Regions from separate parts of the Homo sapiens genome. Here region 2 is linked to region 1. A link is a loop called in an ENCODE intact Hi-C map of the cell type or tissue named here. Cell type or tissue: heart right ventricle. All regions are shown on one strand. Each heading gives the region's core, and the rest is flanking DNA. Links, peaks and the distances in the headings are about the cores only. Region 1 holds the start of TFPI2 (tissue factor pathway inhibitor 2). Region 2 overlaps COL1A2 (collagen type I alpha 2 chain).

Region 1 (12,443 bases), core at 1,387-9,386:
ATGTCTAGCATAAAGTTTGTCACACTTCAAACATTTAATCAGCTCCCTTTAAAGTAGATTAATGAAGGAATGAACACAGTAAGAGATACGTTATATACCCTCATTATCTCTTTCTTTCTAGGGGGAAGGGGATTCATAAAATTAGGCACAGAGGATACCCCATCCTTTCATGTGGCTTCATCTTATTATATAGCACTCTCAAATGCACTCTGTGCCTGACAGAGGGTGCATTAGAATAAATGTTTCTTACATGGCCCAGCTGGTTAGAAAAATACCTAGTTGGTGAAGGAGTTGCTTAAACTTTAGCAAAACCCTCATGACCATTTACTGCTCAGAAGAGATTAACTATCTTTCTTAGCAGATGTGTAAACTCATTAGTGCCAGCTGGACTCATTTCAAGTTTTATTTTGGCAGGGCTTAAACTAAGAGGCAGCAAAAACTGTCTTTGTTTATTAAGGAGTTATCAGTGTAACTCCTTAAATACCTATGTTACATAATATGTATCCCCAAATCACTGGGCTCAATTAATTCTCATCATTCACTCATAAGCCAGACATGCTACCTCTCTCTAAGGTGTCTGAGAGAGAGGAAGACCATCTGCCACAGTCCATTTCTTAAATTCTTGGTTCACCTACCGAGACGGCAGGGCTCTCAGAGGATACAGTATCATACTCAAGGCATGGGAGGGGCTAAACAGGTCAAAATCAACTTCATTTGTTGTGGGGTCCAGGGGTGTGGTGGTGAGAAAGATCAGAGGCAGCAATCTGACACATGCAGAGGCGCTCCTGGACTCACTGCAGCTTTTGCATTTTTAAATTCTGGTATTTCATATTCTGCTTTAAGGTCTTGGTATGGTAGAAAGAACTTAGGTCTAGGTGTGATAGAAAGAATATAGGACTAAGAATCCAGAACTGTGGATTCTAGTCTCAGGTCTGCCAACAACCATGGCAGGTAAACATGACCAGATGCTTAACCTTTCTAGATCTCAGTTCACACTTGTGTAAAGTGAACATACTTATAGTTCCATTCAGCATTCAAATTACAACTCCATGCCTTATTTTTACAGAACTCCAGACTATTTTGAGCCTTTGTCTTTAGCCACAGACAATTTAACTGTCAATTGGTGTAGCAATGACAAATCAATCTGGATGACTGTTTTTCCCAGTTATCTCTAGCCTTGCACTTCCTGTTGACTTTGGACAAAGGAATTACTTTCCTCAGCCTTGAGGCAGCATTTTGGGCTAGACACTGGATTAAGGAGATAGAAGTGCTATGACATCCCTTTGGAGGCTGATTGTGGTGGTCATGTTGCTCCTTCCAAAATATTCTAAATGTAAATTCAGTAACGTCAAAGTAGTCTCCAGGAAATTCAGATTACCCTTATATTGGAAGATGTCTTTTTCATGGATATAAAAATACTCAATTATTTATGCAATTAAGAGGAATACTTTTTTTGTAATAACCTGGGTTAGTAATCTCAAACTTCTGCCAATTCCACTTCTTTAATTCTCCTTTCTCCATCTGTGGTCATAGAGGTTTTAAGGATGCACCCTGTTTGGCATAGAAAAGTAGAAGGAAACCAGCATTTCTAGAGCATCTCTCGGGACTGATTCCAACCTGCATCTACAGACCACACCACAGAAGGGTGAGAGGCCTGTTTTTGCCCCCCTCCCATTTCCACTACATGCCTTATACAGCAGCCCTGAGTGGGCTGAGGATTCTGCTCTGAAATCCCCTTGAAGCTCATTTCCCTAGAAGAGACTACCAGAAAGTGTGACAACTTCATGGGCAGAGAGGTGGTCTCTGAGCTTAGTTAAGAGAAGAGCTGACAGGAGCAAGGACATGGGCTTTAATTCTATAAGGCCATTTCATGTTGCTCTGTTTCCTGATGGGAGTTTGATGCTCCATCTCAAAATTGTGTGCCAAGGCTCTCAATGGGAAGTAGGATATGGGATGATCTGGATGAAGTTTGTGCCATTGTGTGAGGGGCTAAAACAATATCTTTGAATGCATAGGCATTTTCCATTTAATCCTCATAACACATCTGCGAGGTAGAGTTATTATGTCTATTAGAAAAGGAAACTGAGGCTCAGAGAGTTTTAAGTAACTTGTCCAATGTAGCAAGGAATAAAATCCAGGTATCCTCTGAATTCCAACTCTATTTTTCCATGGCACGATGCAATTTCCCAAAATGTCTGTCTTGATACAAAAGGGCTAATCTTTTTTTTTTTTTCTTTTTAGTCAGATTCAGAGTCTCACTCTGTCATCCAGGCTGGAGTGCTGTGGCACGACCATAGTTCACTGCAAATTCAAACTCCTGGGCTTAACCAATCCTTCCATCTCAACCTCCCATATAGCTGGGACTACAGGTGTACACAACCATGCCCAGCTAAGTTAAAATTTTTTTTTTTGTAAAGATGGAATCACACTATGTTGCCCAGGTTTGTCTCTGACTCCTGGCCTCAAGCGATCCTCCTGTCTCAGCCTCCCAAAGTGTTGGGATTACTAGCAGAAGCCATTGTGTCCAGTGGTTCATTTTTTTTTTTGTATGAGCGAAAGACAATCAAAAAGTGTCCAGCACCTGAGAACAAAGAGAAATGGCAGTAGTCAGTGCTCCATGAAAACTGAGTATCAGTCCTTGAATTTTATTTTAGTCTAAAGATATATTTAATTTTATTCAGAAGATAGATATAGGTAAGTTTGAAGTTGAGTCAACTTTTCTCCTGAATATGATTCTCGGTAAATGAGTGGTAAAATTCCCTCCCCTAATAATATTTTGAAGGAACTGGGAGGGTCTAATCTGACTTTACTCTGAATGTGTCATTCCAAAACTGGCTGTCTGTCTCAGTGGTTGGTGCATTAGAGCCAGCTCACACAGATTTTGGCCATGGGGAGCTCTGGCTCTTGGAGATCTTTTCCCACCTCGGCATTCAGTGATTCTGCAGTGGCAGCTTGAAATTGACCTTAGTGAGCACATTTACATCACAGAAATCAGTTAACTATACAAAGCATCCCCATCCCATTTATTTTTCCCTACTGGAGAGGTGATAATTAAACATTTATCCTTATAGTTTCAACTATCATTCTTAATCATAGACATCTGCTAATCAAAGCTGACAGCATTTCCAGATCAGGCTGGTTTTCCTAGGACTGTGACCTTGTAACATGACATCAGAATGACTGAAAACTGGCACAAGGATATAATGTGCAAAATACCTCAGATTATTAACCCACTTTGAGCAAGTGTGTCCTATACTTTTCAGGGCTTCCTGAAAACTTGAAAGAGAACTTCTGTAAACTACCCCCAGTATCCTCAGAAGTCAAGAATAATTATTTACTTGAGAATGTTGAATACAACAAGAGAAAAGGGGAAGGGAAGACAAGTATATTAAAATGTCTTCAAAAATATCTTTAATATTTTATGTAAAATTTCACTGTAGGTAATTGTTTGTATTAAAAAAAAAAGTGGATCACAAGCTAATATGTCAAAGGAACAGGGAACTTTAATGGATGCACTGACATTAGGAAATGTGTGGGAATACACTGATCTGGTCAAATCTTCAGAACTCCCCAAGGCTATCTCTCTGGGCTGCTATGGTTCTTCTCCAAAAACATAGATACATACAAAAACATAGCTTCATACATGCTTGGTTGGGGTGTAAAATGGTACAATCATCTTGAAAAAATCCTTTGGCAGTGTCTAACATTTCTAAGTATTTTATCCAAGAGTAATAAAAATTGCAGGTCCACACAAAGCAGCTTTTTTCATAAGAGCCCCCAAACAAACTAGAAACAACACAAATTCCAGTAATAAGACATTTGTGATATATTAGAATATTACTCAATGATTTAAAGGAACAGACTATTGATACACACAGCAACATATTTATACATTGTGGGATATTCATACGTTTTGGTAAATTCATACCTTGGACTACGCAGGAATTAAAAGAAACAGACTATTGATGCAGTGACCTGGGCGTATCTCAAAAACAGGAAGTGTGAGAAAGAAATACTACACAGTGAATACTTTATAATTCCGTTTATATGAAATTCAAGAATAGGCAAATCTAATCTATGGTAATCGAAATGAGAAGAGTGTTTGCCCCTGGCCTAAGGATGGAAGGATTGATTTAGGAAAAAGTCTGCAGGAGCTTTCTGGAGTGATGGAAATGTTCTAACTCTTTTTTTTTTCTTCTTCTTCTTCTTTTTCTTCGTTTCGAGACGGAGTTCCACTCTGCCGCCCAGACTGGAGTGCAGTGGCGCCATCTGGGCTCACTGCAGCCTCCGCCTCCTGGGTTCAAGCCATTCTCCTGCCTCAGCCTCCCGAGGGGCTGGGACTACAGGTGCCCGCCACCACGCCCGGCTAATTTTTTGTGTTTTTAATAGAGACGGGGTTTCGCCATGTTGGCCAGGCTAGTCTCGAACTCCTGATTTCAGGTGATCCACCCGCCTTGGCCTCCCAAAGTGCTGGGATTACAGGCGCGAGCTACCGCGCCCAGCCAAAATGTTCTAATTCTTTATTGGTGGCTACACAGTTGTCAAAATTTATCAAACTGTCCACCTACGATATATTATAAGCCTGTATTAAATGTAAATTAGAACTCGATTGAAATCTGTGTGTATAAATATAAATATACACTTATTTACATTTCTAATCTAATCTGAAGGTCCATTGCAACGAATCCCGCTCCGCTCTGACCCAAGAACTCCGCACTTTCTCTCCACCAGCCTTTCAAATACCTGAACTTCATGCCTTCAAGAGGTGGATTCCGGCTTCTTTACAGCGCAATCACTAGCAGGTCATTTCCGTCTAGCTTGCAGATTTCCCATTACTGACACAAACGCTCCCTCAGGGCGTCCCCGTCTGGACTACAGGAGAAAGTTTGGGAGGCAGGTTCAACTTTTCAACTTGGCGGGGAATTCCTCTCCCTCTTACACAGTTTGCAGCGCGGGGGCGGCGGGGTGACAGTCCCCGTGCATGAATCAGCCACCCCTCAGGCTCCGCCCCGGCGGGGGTCGGCCGGACGCTCGCCCCGCATAAAGCGGGCACCCGGGCCGCCTGGAGCAGAAAGCCGCGCACCTCCTCCCGCCAGGCGCTTTCTCGGACGCCTTGCCCAGCGGGCCGCCCGACCCCCTGCACCATGGACCCCGCTCGCCCCCTGGGGCTGTCGATTCTGCTGCTTTTCCTGACGGAGGCTGCACTGGGCGATGCTGCTCAGGAGCCAACAGGTATCTGGCCGCTCCAGGAGCTTCTCTCCCCAACCGGCGGAGAGGGCGCAGCGGGCCATGGGGCCCCGTGTAGGCGCCCTCCAAGCCTCGCTTTCTCCAGGTCCCTGCCGCGCGCTCCGCTGGCAGGGGGGACTCGCTCCCAAGTTTGCACTTTCTCTGCAGAGGCCCCTCCGCTCGGAAGGGGACAGAACTCCCCGGGATGTTCTTTCCTCCTAGGAGCTACGCCTGACCACTTTCCCTCTCTTTTGCTCTCCTTCTGCCCCTTCTTCAGGAAATAACGCGGAGATCTGTCTCCTGCCCCTAGACTACGGACCCTGCCGGGCCCTACTTCTCCGTTACTACTACGACAGGTACACGCAGAGCTGCCGCCAGTTCCTGTACGGGGGCTGCGAGGGCAACGCCAACAATTTCTACACCTGGGAGGCTTGCGACGATGCTTGCTGGAGGATAGAAAGTAAGTGCCCTGCGCGCACCCAGGACTCTCGCGCTCCTTGCGCCGGCGGCTGGTAGCAGCTTCGCCAGTTTCCCACGTCTCGCTTTCTACAGGAAGTTTTAGCCTGGGTTTTCTCAAGTGTTAAGCAAACCTCATGGTTTTCAGTTTCTTAAAAGTAATCACAAATTTACAACCACTAACACATTTCCTGTCTCCCAACTGACATTGATCATAATTCAGTGCCTGTGCGGACTCAGGGAAAGATTTGTTCCCTCACCATGGGGTATAATAAATGCAAGAGAATAACGTGTTAGGTACAACGTAAGTGCTTCTCTGTATTTTTCATTAATTCCAAACCTATGATTTTTATCTCTCCTGGAGTACATCATTTCCTTCTGTCGATTATCCATCAATCTGAAATATTTTTAGTGGATTTTATTATTGAAGTGTGACTTAGCTCATTATATAACTCTACTTTTGTCCCGATACCCAAACATGTGTTGGATTAGTTGCGGGACATGGTGGAGATTCATAATACTGTTATATTTTAATTTATTTTTAATTTTTAAATTATATCGGTTAAGGCCTGTAAGAGAACATGGGGCTTTTCCATTCAAGGAACTGAGCCAGGGGAAAATGCGTATTCATGTGAATAAGCTTTGATTCACTGCATATGTACAATCAGAGAACACCCAGAGAAAACAGAGAGTCTTTCTACTGAACTTGAAAGATACATCACAGCTGAGTCAGCTCTGAATACACTGTTAGAAAAAAAAAAAGTAAATATCTGGATTCATGGGAGTATTCTGGGTATTTACTATCCCAACACTAATACAACTTCTCTCCCCCCACAAAATGTTGCTGAAAATACAGTGATGGTTTAATAAGAAGGCTACTTTTGACTAACATTGTTCTATTACCCTCCTTTTCCTAGAAGTTCCCAAAGTTTGCCGGCTGCAAGTGAGTGTGGACGACCAGTGTGAGGGGTCCACAGAAAAGTATTTCTTTAATCTAAGTTCCATGACATGTGAAAAATTCTTTTCCGGTGGGTGTCACCGGAACCGGATTGAGAACAGGTTTCCAGATGAAGCTACTTGTATGGGCTTCTGCGCACCAAAGAAAAGTAAATACGATTTTTATGGTATTTCTATTTCACTTTTTTGAAAAGACATTTGGGTGGAAAAAACTCAATTTGATGCGAAATTAACATGTGCATTTTCATGATTTCACATTACTTGACAAGTTAGTGACTTGTCAAGTTCTTAGGACTGGAAAGTGACAAAGCCATGATTCAAATTTTTGCTTTCTGCCTCTTCTGATTTGTTGTTTTTGAGACGGACTCTCGCCCTGTTGCCCAGGCTGGAGTGCAGTGGCACAATCTCGGCTCTCTGCAACCTCTGCCTCCCGGGTTCAAGCGATTCTCCTGCCTCAGCCTCCTGAGTAGCTGGGACTACAGGCGCCCGCCACCATGCCCAGCTAATTTTTTTTTTTTTCTTCTTTCTCTTTCTCTTTCTTTCTCTCCTTCCTTCCTTTCTCTCCTTTCTTTTTCTCTTTCTTTCTTTCTTTCTCTTTCCTTCCTTCCTTCCTTCCTTCCTTCCTTCCTTCCTTCCTTCTTTCCTTCCTTCCTTCCTTCTTTCTTTCTTTTCTTTCTTTCTTTCTTTTTTCTTTCGACGGGGTGTCACCGTGTAAGCCAGGATGGTCTTGATCTCCTGACCTCATGATCTGCCCACCTCGGCCTCCCAAAATGCTGGGATTACAGGTGTAAGCCACCACGCCCAGCCCTGAATTGTTTCTTTAGAACTATTTCTCAGCTACTCAATTTATGCATAAAAGATTAAAGTATTCATTAATGAATGTTATGACCTCAGATTTGTACACAATAAGTTATACATGTGAGATAGTGGAATATATACAGAATTAAGATGGTGAAACTTGAAAATTTCTTTCTAAAGTTTTCGGTTAGATTTCTGTATTCTTCAGTAATTGCAAATTGCAGCACAAACATCTCCACACGTTTCTGTCCTATCCATTTGTTACCTCTCCCACCACCACCCCTGAATCCTTGAAATGATAGTCTCTTGAGTAGTATTTAATGTTTGCAGAGGGAGACAATACAGGCATTTCCCCCAGACACAGAGATTTTTGAAAAGTTCAACAAACAAGGAAAACTTGCTTTGGCAGAGAATTTGATAAAGCTTTATAGCTGTACTGTGTTGAATATGCAAAATCTTGAGTTAATGTGGTGATGGTTACTGTGGATGTTCTCTTGTTTGTGTACATATAAATGTTTGCTCCAGTGGTTACCTGGAAATTAGTATGCATATATTATTGATTAATAATGGAATGAGAGCTGTTAAAAACATTAAAGCAAAACTACCAACACGACAAAATTTACCAAATCATGCCACATATTGTCCTTGAAACTTACCCCATTTTTACCTAACCATATCTGGTATTTGGGTTTAACTTCTTTTTACATTTAAAGGATACAAAGATGTAGCTTCAGAAGAAATTCTATCCAGTTTACAAAAATTTAGAATTACCAAAATATAGCATGTAAGCTTACCTGCAATTTGAAGCACATCTTTTTAAAGGTTTAGTATGATATTTTGGATTCAGACTGAGGCTTCTATGGGATTAGATTTTCTTCAGTTACTTCAGTAATCACCATAATTTAAAAATTCTGGTATTATAACATTTCTAATTTTCTTCTCTTTTTTATAAAGTTCCATCATTTTGCTACAGTCCAAAAGATGAGGGACTGTGCTCTGCCAATGTGACTCGCTATTATTTTAATCCAAGATACAGAACCTGTGATGCTTTCACCTATACTGGCTGTGGAGGGAATGACAATAACTTTGTTAGCAGGGAGGATTGCAAACGTGCATGTGCAAAAGGTAGTGAATGTTTTCTTATTCCACCTTTAGATAAACTTTATAAATAACTTATCAGAAAAATTATATTTTTATTTATCCATTTTACTAATAGCAAATTGCTGTTTCTAGACTACTTCTACATAAGTATCTCCGTAGTGTTAATCAGTTTTGTCAAAATGCTTTTACTGGCTAGCTGCAGTAGACGGTAGCTGTATCTTCATATCTTAAAGGTAAAATATTATTAACTGAGTGTATAATGAGTTTTGACTTCACAGTCCTTAAAAATAAGATGAAGTGAGCTCAATAACCTTATCAGAAATAGTGATTTATAGTGAGCCTACAGACTGGAGATGTATGATTTTCATTGTCGTTTTATTGATTTTAGCTTTGAAAAAGAAAAAGAAGATGCCAAAGCTTCGCTTTGCCAGTAGAATCCGGAAAATTCGGAAGAAGCAATTTTAAACATTCTTAATATGTCATCTTGTTTGTCTTTATGGCTTATTTGCCTTTATGGTTGTATCTGAAGAATAATATGACAGCATGAGGAAACAAATCATTGGTGATTTATTCACCAGTTTTTATTAATACAAGTCACTTTTTAAAAAATTTGGATTTTTTTATATATAACTAGCTGCTATTCAAATGTGAGTCTACCATTTTTAATTTATGGTTCAACTGTTTGTGAGACTGAATTCTTGCAATGCATAAGATATAAAAGCAAATATGACTCACTCATTTCTTGGGGTCGTATTCCTGATTTCAGAAGAGGATCATAACTGAAACAACATAAGACAATATAATCATGTGCTTTTAACATATTTGAGAATAAAAAGGACTAGCAAATAAAACTCATTTTGCATTTAAAAGTTGGATTATATTTTAGTCCCAAGAAGACAAAGTCGCAGATTAACAACACTTTAAAAATATTACTCCCATTTTATTGTGTTAGATTGCAGTACAATGAATGAATAAGGGGATTTATTTAAAAGATCTTAACTTTCTTGACTGATTTAAAAAGCTAATCAATTTATTAAAGCCAGAAATGTTCTCCTCTGGGAAAGCAATTTCTATCTATTTATCTACCAATCCCCACTCACATGTATATGTTTGTGTTTACATAGAGATAGATGGTTTTAAGGGTTTTCCTATTGTTAAATTATTTCCTAAGACATTGTGGGTTGGAGACCACTAAACTTATAAAAAACCAAGGAAAGTAAAGTTTTTCAAATGTTTATACTGTTTAAGGTGTTTATTTATATAAACCATGCATGAGAAACCATGCATAAATTTAATAATTTAAATTTCACCAGTAAATTATCATTGATTAAATATGGTCATACCAATGAAATAGGTTTTTTCTTTCTCTGTAATAAAACAATTTTTCTAAATTCTTATGTTTTCATAGCAAGATTAACATATTTAATTACAAATTAAATATGCAAAATGACAAATGCGTTTACCTTTTGCTTGAACAATCTTTCATTTAAAAATTTATCCCAGTTATTTTGACAAATAGGTATATGCCTGAGAACTTTGAATGATGCTGAAAGCTAGAAGCAAACCAGGTACTCTTCAGTCAGGGACTGGTTGAAGATTTTATGGATGAGGAGTTAGCAAAATATCTATATATGCATATCTTCTGACTCCCAGGATACATAAGAAACACAGGGCCTAGAACAGTATGAATAAACACACATATACACAAACATCACAGAAGATACTAAAGATATTAAAAATGTTTACCTATAGAGGTTTGGAGAGAACAGAGGGGTGGACAGTTGTGGAGATAATATTTGTGTAAATATAACTGTGATATAGTTTTTATCTTGGACCATGTAAATATTTGACATAATTAATAATCAAAATTAAATAAAAAAGAAAAAGCATTTCTTTAAGCATTCAAACCCAACTGAATACCAAATAGTGGCAAAACTACACAAAAGATATATACTTATTTTCAATGACTTCACAAATTAATATGAGAATGTCTTTTGGGGAATATAAAGGTGAAAAAATTCTGAAGAAATCTCAAAATGCATTTTTAAATTTGTTATTACTTTTTATTTGAATAGTTTTGGAGTTACAAGTGGTTTTTTATTACATGGATGAATTATATTGCAGTGAATTCTGAGATTTTAGTGCACTGTGAAAATGCATTTAGTAGTCTCATTGTTAATGGTAATACTGGTGTTATTTTGAACCTATTGTATCTAGAATACTATGTTGTAAGAAAACAAGTAGTTACATTTCTTTAGAAGTCAGGATTTTCAGTGTTAAGAGAAAATGAGATACAAGTATACAATGAAAGAAATTAAGTAAAAATCTTTGACTTAAATTGGAATTAGAAATATTCATATAAATTAATAACTGATTTTCTCTATCAAAAAATCTGTATTTCCCACTTTTCCATTGAAAAGTCCTTGAAGTAATGACAACTCAGTAGCAGTAGTTACAATGAACATCAAGACTGTGGTCTCTCCATACTATTACTCACTGGTTCCTAAGAACCAGTGCTCTTAGGAGAATAGCTGAATCCAGGTCTGGGGCAGGAAATATGTAAAATAAACTTGGGCCATCTTACTCCAGAAATCAAGGAAGCTATCAAAGACTAATGAATCATGTCACAAAAACGGGAGCAATATTAAGGAGCTCCCACTAACCTAAAATGAGACAATATGGCCATCAAAACAAATAATGACCACAATGTATATAAATATATAGAAATCTGAGTTTATGATTATATACACACACTCACCTCCTTGGTACCTTTTGGAGGTTTCTAGGGCATTATCTCATTCATTTGAAAACGATGAATTAACAGAAAGAATAAAGCATTTATCCTTTTTTTGTTTATTTTTTAAAAACTGTACCACAGGGAAAATAGTATATGGATGTCATTCATAGAATTCCACCTAATACATGCATTAAAATGTTAGAAAATACTCCTAACAAAAGTATGAATATAGGCATCCCTCACCATTGGGTGCTGAAACAATTGTATGAAAAGTTTTTGGGGACAGTCTCATGGGAAATCAGGCTAATGTCTCTGAACTCACAGATCATTTTGACATCCATAATAGTTTAGTCATAGACATTATTTGCTTCCTGATATGATACAATAATAAGTGCACCCTCCCCATCAAGTATTTTTGGAGAAATAAAACACAGTAAACCCAAAGATAGTCAAGACTGTAGATATCACTATCATATTGCCAGATTATAGAGAAATACTGGGGATATGGGAACAAGTTAAAAGAAACCAAGGAAAGTAAATCCATAATGTTGGGCACTCTACAGGACAAATACCTTGGTTTCTCCATACAAGTCAATAAAAATTTTTAAAAATGGCAGAGAGGAGGCAGTGCTTTAAGAAAAAATAATAGATAGCAATGACAAAAAGCAGCATGCCATTAAACGGTTGGTTAAGGCCTGAATTTATGACTGTTTTTGGTGGGAATAATTATAGGAGAAGGATCTTGTGTGTGTTATGGAGGTGAAGAGTGAGTGATTCAGAGCCTTTGAGGATTCTGGGGGCTCCTAGTAACCCCAAAGGGAAGCTGGATTTGGTATTTGCTCCCTTCGTCTCCCATGTAGCCAAAGCTCTTAGGGGATCATGGATCCAACTCAGCCTACATTTGCACCTCTTTGATCAGCATGGGTAGGAAGTAGATATTTTGGATAAAATTATTCTAATGCCCTATTACCTCTGCCATGTTAGTTTAATTAAGAAATATATAAAGTGGTCACAAGACATTCTGCAGTCAAGGGAAAATTCCTCCTTACCACAATCAATGTGAAGGCAAATCACAGCTGTGGTTAAAAGGAATGTCTCATTCTGTGACACAAAAAGTCAAAATAGAAATGGGATGGCTTTTAATAAGACAGTATTTTTAAAATTACCC
Region 2 (12,443 bases), core at 1,947-9,946, 550 kb before region 1:
TTGTGCATTTTAATGAACTTTTGTTTTTTGTTATTGATGTTCTTTGTCTCCCCCAACCCCTCTTTTTTTCTGTACAAGCATTAAAAAATGATGTCTAAGAACTCTTTCTAAGTCTTTATCTAAAAACAAAATGCTCAAATTGCATGAAGAAGCATATATATATATATATTTTTTTTTTTTTCTTTTCTTTTTTTGAGATAGAGTCTCACTCTGTCACCCTGGCTGAGATGCAGTGGTATGATCACTGCAGCCTCTACCTCCTGGGCTCAAGCAATCCTCCTGCCTTATCCTCTGTAGTAGCTGTGAGTACAGGTGCACACCATCATACCTGGCTAATTTTTAAATTTGTGTAGAGACAGGGTCTCACTATGTTGCCTAGGCTGGTCTCAAGCTCCTGGGCTTAAGTGATCCTTTTGCTTCGGCCTCCCAAAGTGCTGGGATTATAGGTGTGAGCCACCAGGCCTGACCAACATATATATTTTCAAGGAGAAAGGAGTGCTAGGAAGAGTGTGAGATGGGTAGATACAAAGCAGGCATTCAAATACAAAGTATTTGAATTAAATTAAGTTTCTGTTTTATTGAGAAAAGTTATAAAACATTACAACTTTTGTGATGCAGTTTGTAATAGAGATGTTATTTATGGTCTTTCATACCCTTGCCCCCTTTAAAAATTGCCCACGCAGAGCTTCTGATGTCTAGGTGGCTATGTTTTATATCACACGACTCTCATGATGGGATACCTACCCAAATGTCAGCACTTACTAGGCTGTCTAGAGATTTATGAACTATATCAGAATCTCTCTCTTAGAAATCAAATAATAATAATGATGAAAGCCAATTAATAGCAGATATGAAAAAAACATGCAGAATGTGAATGAACCAGATTAGTGGTGAAGCTGTAGAGGAAAGAGTTGAAAAAGTCACAAACTCCTGCTCCTGAGATCTCTGAAGCCATCTTAAATAGAGAGCCAAGCCTGTCATGGTGGTGTGAGCCTGTAGTCCCAGCCACTTGGGAGGCTGAGGCAGGAGGATTGTTTGAGCCCAGGAATTCGAGGCCACAGTGTGCTATGATGGCACCATGAATAGCCACTGTATTTCAGCCTGGGCAACATAGCAAGACCCTGCCTCTAAAAAAATAAATAAATAAAGGAGCAGCCACGTTGCAGCTCCAATTTCAGTAGTCTGTTACCTTTCTTGCTCTTATTTCTCTATGTATGTCCCTGTCACCTGAGCTTCCTTGACTGGATCTCTGTTCGTTTTGCTTAAATAAACCTGAAGATACAAGATGATTATAAGGTAAAGTACCTATGATACAGATTTTGGACTATCTTAGTTACTACAACTCTATACATATTCCAGCAGTCATTTTTATAGTTTCCTCTTTTGTTTAATAATTGTTCAACATAATGAGATAGCCAGGTGGGAGAGGGTCCCTGGAAAAACTCCAACCAGCCTGCACACCAGGAGGAATGTGCATTGGGTGGAGACACGGAAGTTCACGCTGTTTGCAGAGGGGAGTAGTCTGGCCCCTCCTCTTCCTATCTGGAACCTGGAATTCAAATGACCAGGCGAGAAGTACTCTAGCAGGGACTCTGGCCTAGGGAGAGTCCCCGTTTCCCCTTTTCTTCTTTTTTCACCCAGTAAAACCCTGTCTTACTCACCATTCAAACTATCTGCAAGCCTGAATTTTTGTGGCCATGGAACAAAGAACCCTGTCATTAGCTAAACTAAGGAAAAGTCCTGCAACAATAAAATCACGAAGTCTGGAGTCTGTATTACTGGGCTAGGTGATAGAGATACAGAGATGAATCAGACAATCTGCCATCTAGAAGCATGTAGTTCAATTACACTTTTCTATATAGCGTGGTTGTTCATTACTGCAGATTGTCAGATCAGTGGTGACCAACTAGTTGCTAGGCAACTTGAAAGACAAGAATACAGAACGGATGCAGCTTCATTCTGTTATAAATTCTTCTTTGAAATGTTTGTCAAGAACTCTGAAGGATCTGGAATTTTCTCTACTTTAAAGCTAAGATGTTAGCCGGCCACAGTTTAATAGATGCTGGCGGAAGGCATGCAGCTTCTGGGTCAGAGACGAAAGACTTTGTTCCAGCAAGGCAAGGAACTAAAAGCTTTATATTTGCTTCAGGCCCCCTTTCCCCAAGTCCCTTGGGGAAAATGCAGAGCAATCCAAATGGATGTGTTGCAATTGAGAAACACCAACAAATGGAACCCAAAACTACAATGGGCTGGGAGCAAACCTGCTTGACATTTGCCCTGCAGGGAGCTATTATCTTGATTATAGTGGACAGTAACCTCTCCTCTGAAGGGAGACATTAACTCTCTCTTCCAAGGTTGCACACTATCATTATACAAACATCCTTGAACAGATATTTCAGAACGAAGGTCATCAGTGTCTCTGCTTGCAAAACATGCAGAAATGCCAAACATCCATGAATTGTGTTCCAACAATGTTCTTTATCTGGGTACTTTTTAAGACTATTCAAAATTGTGACTCTTATTTCTACTTTAAGATGGTCCTGTATTCCTCCATTTTTGCCATGTCCTGTTTACTAGGTATATTAGTTGAAACTGTTTTTGTTTTATATAACAGAAATTAACTTTCTCTAACTTAAGCAAAAAGGAAAGTTAGTAGAAGGATACTGGATTATTTCATAATTGAAAGAACAACCAAAAATCTAGTACTGTTTTGTGACCTCATCTGCAAAAGTTCACAGTCGTCTGTAGAGTGCTGTCATTGTCATGCCTCCATTATTCCTTGCCATTCTCCACTACAACTTTTAAATTTTCAAAAGAGAGGAGTTGAGTGGCTCAGCTTGGCTAAGGCTCTTCCTCTAGCTTTTCAGTTATGCCCAGAGGGGAAGGGCCATAAAAGCACCTAGTAAATCTTGGCTGCTCCCATAGAAAGAGAGATGATTTCTTTGGAACTTTGGCATCCTTCCCGATTGCTTTCTATTATATCTGGATTCATTTTTATTGATATTCCATTGCTCATTAGAGAAATGCAGTTATTGTTTTCAGCATTATTTCATTTCGCTTTTTAAATTAATTCAGTACAGTTTTGCTTTGTGTGTCATTTTCTTAGCCATCTTTTACCATTTTTCCATTTTTTAGAGTCATCTTTTGAAGTGATCTGAGCTAATTGAGTAATTCAAGAGTTTTTGGTAAATATAAGTCATCTCTGGTGATTGAAGATAGATAGGACTATATGTCTTTCCTTGTCAATCTTGCTACCAAGTAGTATGTCACAAGTAGAACAAGATTTAGCCTAAGTTTCATTATGTTAAATATTTATTAGTTCTCCATATATCTTCAAGACCATATTTCAACTATGAAAAATTATTATTGACATCTTTTATGCTAATTAACACACCTTCTGGTGTAGATTTTAATAATGATATTTGAAATGCCAGAATAGCCAATTCTAAAGCTATGGATTTTCCTAATTAGGATATGTCCAAGATTACTCAATCAGCCCTGGAGTGTGGATTAATGTTACTTTATAGCCCTCATGCACATATATACATAAAACCTCCTGTGGAAGTATTTTTGAAATAAATTACCTGACAGACAATATAATAGGTCAGATTTTAGGCATTTAGTCATGTACTCATGCTAATTTCCACACTCCTTTGTAATTAACATTCTTCCTGACTGGATTAATTGGGTTTGCAATAAGTAATCACATTTGTAATATTGTAACTGTTCCCAAATTAATTGCTCACATGTTCAATGAGCCATTACATGTTCTTTTTAAAACAGCTTAAAGAGCCCACTATTTGAAAGCTGTAGTCCTAAACATTTTGGGGAGAGGGATACAGAATCACCTAAAAATATGATGATGTTAATAAACCAGTGGTTCTCAAACTCTGAGAGTACATGGGAACCACCTTGGTGTACTAATTAAATATAGAAATATCTTGGGTCCACCCCTAGCAATTCTGGTTTGGTAAATATTGTGTGGGATCTGGAAAAACTTAGAGAAGTACAATATACTTTGTCTTCCTAGAAAAAGGCACATAGGCACAGACTTCCAACTTTGCCATTGACTTTAAGGGAGGGTTTCAGAACCTTGTGGCTTTAGTCTCATACAGTTTTCCTCAAGACTTCCTGCAAATTGCAATCACCGAGGGAGTTTTAAATAATATTTCAGACCAATTAGATAAAAATAACGAGTGGTAAAGGTTGACTAAACAGTCTGCATGATTTTCTTCCCAACCCAGAATGCAGACTAGAGATTTTTTCCCAATGTATCAATCTATTTTACTGAATTAGACTTACTTGGCAGATACCTCACAAAAGTGATAATAAAAAGACCAATAACCCTATACATCCTACAAAATACGCAGTTTAATTTGTGTATTGGTGAGAAGGCACATCATTTTTGTCATTGATTTGTCTTTCTCTTTTCAATGGTTCAAAAGATTTAGTGGACTTTGTTCTGTTTTTGATACATAGCCCTCCCAAGTTTGAGAGAAGGAAAGCAAAGCTCTTTTTATAATTTATGGTGTCAAGGTGACCATTTATTGTGATATTTTAGTGGAAGAAAGTCTAAGAAAACATGTGGAGGTTAAAACTGACCATAAATTCACTATATTTTTAAAAGCATTCCCAGTTGTAAATAAAAGTATGTATTTGTTGTGAATAACTCAGAGAAATTGTTAAATGGGCAATTTTCTAGATGCTATCTGAGAACGGTTTTTTTTTAAAATTATTTTCATTAGGAACAAACCTTATCATGATGAACAAAGTAGCAGTTGGAAACTCTAGTTATATTGATAAACTTTTAGAAATGATTTCAAACTTCTGTATTATAAGGGAAAGTAGATCTATAATCAGTGTTAAAAAAACCATTTTGAAAATATCTATAATCAAAGCTGCTTCTATGTTTCTTTGAAGTGGATCCACTTATAATATGACTCATAAACACTCAAAGCACTGGCAGTAATAGGTGATTTAATATGTTTAAAGCCCTTTAGTAAATTCATGTAGGGCAAGAAATTTCTCTGAGGACATTAATAATTGTGATTATTTCTTATGCTGATAAACTCTTGAGTTAGAATTTTTACAGCCGGCCACACGGTTTTAGAAAATCAAGTAAAAATTAAGTGTCAGAGGTTTGGCAAATTTAACATGTATGAGTTATAGTCCATTTGTGTTGAAGAACTGGCTTCCAAGTAAGCAAAGTAGCCATTTTTAAGCTTAGAAACCTTCTTTTTTTTTTTTTTTTTCAAAATTGGACACACTTCTAAAGGCATAAGGCAGAGACCAGCTAAATATTAAATGCAAATTTGTTCCTTTTGTCAGCAATTTTATTTTATGACTGTGAAGGTGGAATTGTGGGTTTACTTTTGCAAAAAATTGGAGAGATTTTTATGCTTTTAATAAAAACTGGATGATTTTCTATTGGGTTGTGGAGAAGGACTCACCAAATTATGAGTATTTGAGACTTTGCTGGAAGCTATCTGTGGTAAGGGAAATTGCAGTATAATTGAATTGTAGATGCGCTATCATTTTAGGCCACTGTTGTTAGAGAAGATAGTACTTGTGAAAAGGTGGTTACTTTTCTTGGTGATGGAATTAAAGGCTTTTAGGGAGGATTCAGGCTCGAGGGGATAATGATAGTGATGGTTCTAATGCTCCCGAGTGCTTACGTCCTGCCAACCTTGCAAGCTGCTATGCATTCATATCTCTGAACCTTACAGTCCCGTGCATAGTGTTATTATCATCCCCATTTAATAGATTAGGAAATGGTGGACAGCATACAAATCCAAATAGCTCTGGATTCCTAAACACTGGTTCTTTTCTATCACACCCTCTTGTCTCTGTTCCATATAATCCACTCACCCTTTACTTAAATCCTCAAAGGTGCTCACTTTATCTCGGGGCAATATTTGTAGCATCGGACAGCTCTACTCATCCAAAAGTTCATTCTTTGAGATTATGTTTGTTTCTTTGTGGCTTCCACTTATTGGCTCCATGGGAGAAATATTAAAGATAGATCAGAGAGGGAAAGTAAAATAGGGAGTACTGAGAACATGAAGGTAGACCCCTGTGGAAGTTGAGGAGAAGGCTGTGTGTCTGGAGTTAACAGGATATAAGCACAGGAAGCTGTTCTATTTTCTCCCCTTAAATTGGAATTTTCATTCTCCAATGGTATGCCCGCGGCACTGTTAAAGGACTGAGGTGTTCTGTTATCCAGCCAGCAGGGGGAGCATTGAACTCGAATTGACATATTGTAGCGATAGAAAGGTCCATCCACTTGGCACTAGGTGTTCTTACTCTGCCTAGCATTAATAGATTCCATTTTAAAGATGTTGTTTAAGTTTTATTTCATCATTATTGTTGTTAATTAAGCCATTGGACACCAAGAGCAATACTACACTACAAAAATATGTTCACTTTGATAGTAAAAATGCATTGTGTGCTTTGCTTAAAAATGTCTTTAAATTTACGGTGAATCTCAATTTTAAGGATACCTTTCTAGATTCCAGTAAGATTGTTAATTTTGGCCAGAATTAATCCTATGTCTGGAGCTCAGAATAATAGGTTTGCTTTGGAGCAATCAGATGAAAAGATTTGGTTCTATTAGGTGATTTGAGGATCCCTGGAAAACAATTACAGTATTGTCCTCAAGACATTTTACAGTGCCAGAAATTGCAATAATTTTTAGGTTAAACTCTATCACTTTTCAAAATTAAAAAAACTAATACAAGCACATTTTACCTAAAAGGCATAGCTCAATTAATTGTCCCCCATTACTGAGTTTGTTTGCTCTTCTTTAAAAAGATTCTGAAGATTGGTGTATTTTTATGTTACAAAGTACAGGTCATAAGGTATATGTCAAGCCTAGTTAAAGCGTAGGACAGAGGACTCATACCAGAAAAGTGGAAGAATAAAAGACAAACCATTATTTACATTTGGACTGGTGCTGGTTGGTTCTCTCAGGTCTTAGGGTAGGAGAAGCAGCATGTTCTGAGTAAGACACCTAAGATGAGATATGAAAGTCATAGTTCAAGCCGGGTGCAGTGGCTCACACCTGTAATCCCAGCACTTTGGGAGGCCGAGAAGGGCGGATTACCTGAGGTCAGGAGTTCGAGACCAGCCTGACCAACGTGGCACAACCTGTCTCTACTAAAAATATCAGATTAGCTGGGCATGGTGGTGCATGCCTGTAATCCCAGCTACTAGGGAGGATGAGGTAGTAGAGTAGGTTGAACCTGGGAGTTCAAGCTGTAGTGATCCAAGATCGCACCACTGCACTCCAGCCTGTGCAACAAGAGTATAACTTCATCAAAAAAAAAAAAAAAAAAAAAAAAAAAAAGAGAAAGTCATAGTTCAGAAAAGTCCAGGGTTTAGCGATGTGGATAATACTTCTTTTGTGCAGTGGCTTATAAAGTCTAATTGGGACATGGACCCCTAGGAATATCAGATGAAATTTGTGGACTTTTCTTCCAAGAAAAATGCACATACCCACAAAGTGTATTTAACATGTGATTTCAGGAGTTCATTGATGCTCCTCCTCCCCTGAAGACCATCCTTGTTTAGTGCAATACTCTCTAAAATGGAAGGGGGTGGTGCATGCATCCCAGGGGCGTGCAGAATGATCCACTGGACTATGGACCCTTCTATGTGTATTTATTTTCTGTCTTTACAGATTTTTTTTCTGTAGAGGTTTTATATTGCATATACTAGCACCATAATATATACATAACATTTATATATAAGTAAGTAAATTTGTTGTAAGAACTCAAATTTTTACTGATAAGGAGGCATAACTCAAAATTGATACACTACCACTTTAGAGAGTGGTGCTAATTAAGTGTAAATTCTACACTCTCTTCTTCCTAAATTAGAGGGCCAGTGATCAGAAAATAAATCAAGAGGCTACCACCAGTGGCCAGGAAATTTTGGACCTAGTGATGACAAGTCTATTGTGCATACTTTACTCAGCACTTTCACACATGCCTGTTTTGGTACCCCCAGCAGTTCTGTGAGATGATATGTGTGGTAATGGCAATCTCTAAGAGCAGGCATGTTAACTAAAGCAGGCATGTTAACTAAATTCTCAAAAAACTTAAGAGACTTTCCCAAGGGCCCTGGGCTAGTCAATGGCAGAGCTGATACTCATAGCCTTGGCTGCTGACCACAAATTATGTGCTCATTTCACTGAAGAGCAGGGATAAGTCGCTCATTATGGGTTGTCTATGGCCCCATTGTTGGACTTACTAGTGCTCCCTAAGGATATGGAGTTGTCGAATCCCTGGCTGATCCAGGCACAAGGATAGAAAACATATTTTAGCTACTTGATCAGAGGGTTAGGAAGCTGAGCTAACAATTCAGCACTAGCTCTCTCCTGTTGGTACTGTAATACCAACATATTTCAAAATAGATAGAGGACTCTGGAAGGGTTTAGATACATCTATGTACAAAAAAGATTTACAATGGGTTATTAAATGGGAGTTCTGAGGCTGGCTTCACAAGAAGTGCCAACTGCTCTTTCTCCCAAATTTCCCCTGGTGCCACTGTCAAAGGCAAAGTACTCATCTAGATGGATTTTTGTTCTGACCCAGAATGACATTTCCAACTTTTCTTATATATAATCCAATTTCTGAACTTCCTTTACAGTGATATTAAGTGGAATAGCATAAAAAAGTCTTTTGGCATTAAAGATAATAAATGTATTCAGCATTGCTCAGGTATCTTTGCTCTTTGCCAATGCATTAGCTGTATTGATTTTAGAATTTTAAATGACCCTTTTTACTAGACTTGATTAATGTCCCCTCCCTAGATCTTGGCTACCTGCTTCTTCTCTCTTTCATGTGCAATTTTCTTCCCTTTCACACTCCTACAAGTTAGAGGTGGCTGACCTTCACTCCACCAAGGGTCAAGAAATGTTGTGAGGAGTATGCTTTGGGCCTGGTGATCAGCCTCTAAAGAGTGGGCTCGTCATGGAAGGGCCAAGTCTTCAGTCTATTGCTCTATGTCCACATTTGAGTCTAGGCCCTGGGAACACTCACAGTGGACCTCCTGGCTTGGTAAGTACCAGGCTGTTTTAATATGTGACTTCCAGAGAAGAAGGATTGAGCCAGAGAGCTTGAAGGTGAAATGAGATCTCTATCAAGAGAGGCCAGTTCAATCCAAATATCAGTTACTGTGTGAGACAAAGGTTAATTTCCCGAGACTCCCTCTAATTAATTAATAGTGTCTTCTGTTATCCTCAGAGGATATGTAATTTAAAATTCTGTTCACACATTATTTTATTCTGCCTCTGGAACCGCACTATAAGCTCCCTGAGCTCCCTGAAGATGCTGTGGCCTGGTAGAGCTTTGTACACCCTCCCAAGCTTCTCTCAGGATGGCTGGTCCATGGTGGATGATGACCCTTAGGCCAGGCTTGTCCTTCTCTTCAGGAAACAGGTGGGTGGGAGGTTGACCACTCCTTCCCTGGAGATGGCTACTCCTGAACCAGATTCTTTTCACTTTTGACTGCTTCTTTCATAATATTTTAAGAGTAAATTTGTTGTAAATAATAATGTAATATAGCTACATTGTTGCAAATTTGAAAATTTTAGGCCTAAAAATCATCCTTAAACTTCTATACAAATGTGCCTACTCTCAGCATTTTTTTACATGTATATTTAAAATATCTAATTATAATGACAGTGTTCTTGAATATTAGATTTTCAAGATTGAAAATTCTATTCTAAGAAGTTTTTCTTTTGTTAAATCATCCTTATAAATGTTATTGGGATACCAAAATTTATTTCACTATTCATCCTATCGTTATCTATTAGATATACTGTAATTTGTTTCCTCATTGTTTACTGGATATACCATAATTTGTTTCCTCATTGTAATCCATTAGGTGTACCATTATTTATTTGACTATTTTCAGTTGTCTCACACTGATGATGATTAAGTGATTATTAAGTGAGCATTGGCTTAGGAAATCTGCTAATTCAGATTCAGTTTGACAAAGGTCATTATTATTATTTAGCATGGCTTTTGCCTCTAGCAGGTACTCAATAAATGCGTTTTATTTTTTTTTGCTATAAGTCTGAGGGTATAGTTCATATTTGATCCAGAGATTTCTGTTTTATCATGTAAGTTTGCATGGTCATTTTAATTACTAATTTATAGAGAGTACCAGCATTCGGATCCCAGGAGTTATCTTTATATATGGTTTGGTCAGATATATATATTCCTTCTTGTCAGACACAGAATATTAGAGCTACAAAGGACTATGGCAGTAACCTCATCAGGTGGTCCTTCAATTGGTGCACATCTGAATTTCACAGGATGCGTAAGAATAGCAATTTCTTACTAAATCTGAATTTGGCAGATGAGGACCAGGAATCTGCATTTTGATTAGGAGACCTTGCTAACTTTTTAAGGTTAATATTACATTTTTACCATGTTCAGTCTTTTGCCTTTAAAACTAATTGAATCTTGAGATGACTTATAACACAAGGCAAATATTACAATCACAATTATGTTCTGCAACAGGAAATAAGCTCTAAATGAATCTTAACATTTTACTTGACACATTACTATGTTTAAGTGTATTAAAGATGTTATTGAAAGGTGCAGGGGAGGAAAATGAACTTGATTTGGCAGGTAGGTGTTCGTGGTACTATTATCCACAACTGTCTATCCTGATTGACAGCACACACATTACCTCTTAACAGGCATTGTATTCAGTTGCCTCAGATTTAAGTGTATGGCATTTTTACTGAATATTTGAAACTGTTTTAGTTAATAGTATTAATTGCTCATAGACCAACTTTCAGCCACTGTTATAAAGTGCTTAATATATAATAAACCAAGTTTCTATAGACCTTTGGTTATAGTAAAATTAGGTCAAAAATGCCATGTTGCTTAAATATTACATATTTTGAGTAGGGCAAATGCTTAATAGTGCTGAAAAGGAATTTTTTCATATTATAGCTATGGAAACTGAAATGCAGAGGCTCAGAGTTTCAAGGTCACTCAGCCACAAGGAACAGAGCCAGAACTGGAGTTCAGCTCTCCTGGGTCCTCGTTCTCTGCTCTTTCTACCACACCAAACTGCCCTTTTTGCATAATTTCTATCTAATCAGAGGCACTTGGTCTAATGGCTGGTAGAGATGCATATTTATATTGCAAAGAGCATTGAAGCAAGGAATTTTACTCAATATGTTCTTTTGGAAAACCAAACATGCTTTATTTCATTTTTTTCACAATTTATTTAAACATCTCACATATACAAAATAGGTACAATTTAATTTTTCTGCTTGCCCAAGAAACAAAGCTTCTGTGGAACCATGGAAGAAGATGAAAATGAGACTGGCAAAGAACAAATGCTGAATCTGAAGAAGATTTGGGCAAATAATCTGCATACTTTTAATTGGGAATAAGATGGAAAATATGAATGCTAAATCAAATTTTTTAAAAAATACACCACACGATACAACTCAATACAGGAGTATTTCTTCTCAAATTCTTCTAGCACCATCAACATTCTTCAAGTATCTGAAATACTATTAATTAGCACCTTTGTATTATGAACAAAACAAAACAAGGACCTCAGTTCATCTCTGTCTAGGTCAGCACCTAACAATGTGGATCACACTCATGGGAAAGTGTTTTGAGGTAGTTTAAACCTTTGGAAGTTTGGGTTTTAAACTTCCCTCTGTGGAAGATATTCAAAAGCCACAAGTGGTGCAAATGTTTATGGTTTTTATTTTTCAATTTTTATTTTGGTTTTCTTACAAAGGTTGACATTTTCCATAACAGGTGTAAGAGTGTTGAAAAAAAAATTCAAATTTTTGGGGGAGCGGGGGAAGGAGTTAATGAAACTGTATTGCACAATGCTCTGATCAATCCTTCTTTTTCTCTTTTGCCCACAATTTAAGCAAGTAGATGTGCAGAAGAAATGGAAGGATTCAGCTTTCAGTTAAAAAAGAAGAAGAAGAAATGGCAAAGAGAAAGTTTTTTCAAATTTCTTTCTTTTTTAATTTAGATTGAGTTCATTTATTTGAAACAGACTGGGCCAATGTCCACAAAGAATTCCTGGTCAGCACCACCGATGTCCAAAGGTGCAATATCAAGGAAGGGCAGGCGTGATGGCTTATTTGTTTTGTATTCAATGATTGTCTTTCCCCATTCATTTGTCTTTTTCTGTTTAAAGAGAAGAAAATAGATACACAAAGCATCACTATTTCTGAATCTGATAATATCTGAACCTTTGATTTAATAAGAACCACTGTTTGGCATGTGTCATTCTGAAGATGTCTGTCCCAGATAAATAAGTTCATCCTTGAAATAACAGTATCAAGGGTGTCTTTAGTGGGAGGGGCTCCCTATCAGTCTAACAAAAAACAAACAAACAAACAAACCAAAAAAACCAACAACATTTCAACACACATTCCAAGTGACCTA

What was found. Peaks named below come from ENCODE experiments on the same cell type or tissue, not always from the same donor. Only the 100,000 strongest peaks of a DNase experiment are listed, where the experiment ranks them.
Region 2: a loop joins it to region 1, with 4 times the contacts of the local background. A loop is called at or near these places in 5 of 110 quality-filtered maps.

What each region holds. Positions count from the first base shown.
Region 1 is chr7:93,883,380-93,895,822 of GRCh38, reverse strand. TFPI2 (tissue factor pathway inhibitor 2) reads left to right here and starts at 5,070. Exons shown (of 5, transcript NM_006528.4): 1 at 5,070-5,232; 2 at 5,504-5,686; 3 at 6,600-6,788; 4 at 8,392-8,562; 5 at 8,927-10,427. The coding sequence starts at 5,145. The coding sequence ends at 9,003. It overlaps TFPI2-DT (TFPI2 divergent transcript), which reads right to left and starts at 4,929. Exons shown (of 2, transcript NR_134235.1): 1 at 4,744-4,929; 2 at 2,235-2,581. In heart right ventricle, for the core only: a CTCF peak has its summit at 4,882; a DNase peak (open chromatin) is centred at 5,627; H3K4me3 peaks cover 1,985 bases; H3K27ac peaks cover 1,402 bases; H3K27me3 peaks cover 2,152 bases.
Region 2 is chr7:94,429,986-94,442,428 of GRCh38, reverse strand. COL1A2 (collagen type I alpha 2 chain) reads right to left here. Exons shown (of 52, transcript NM_000089.4): 52 at 11,202-12,182. The coding sequence ends at 12,036. Among named protein-coding and RNA genes, the nearest start is that of COL1A2, 41 kb to the right of the region's middle. RefSeq lists a silencer at 6,204-6,253. In heart right ventricle, for the core only: a CTCF peak has its summit at 6,224 (motif pointing right); a DNase peak (open chromatin) is centred at 6,228; H3K27me3 peaks cover 793 bases.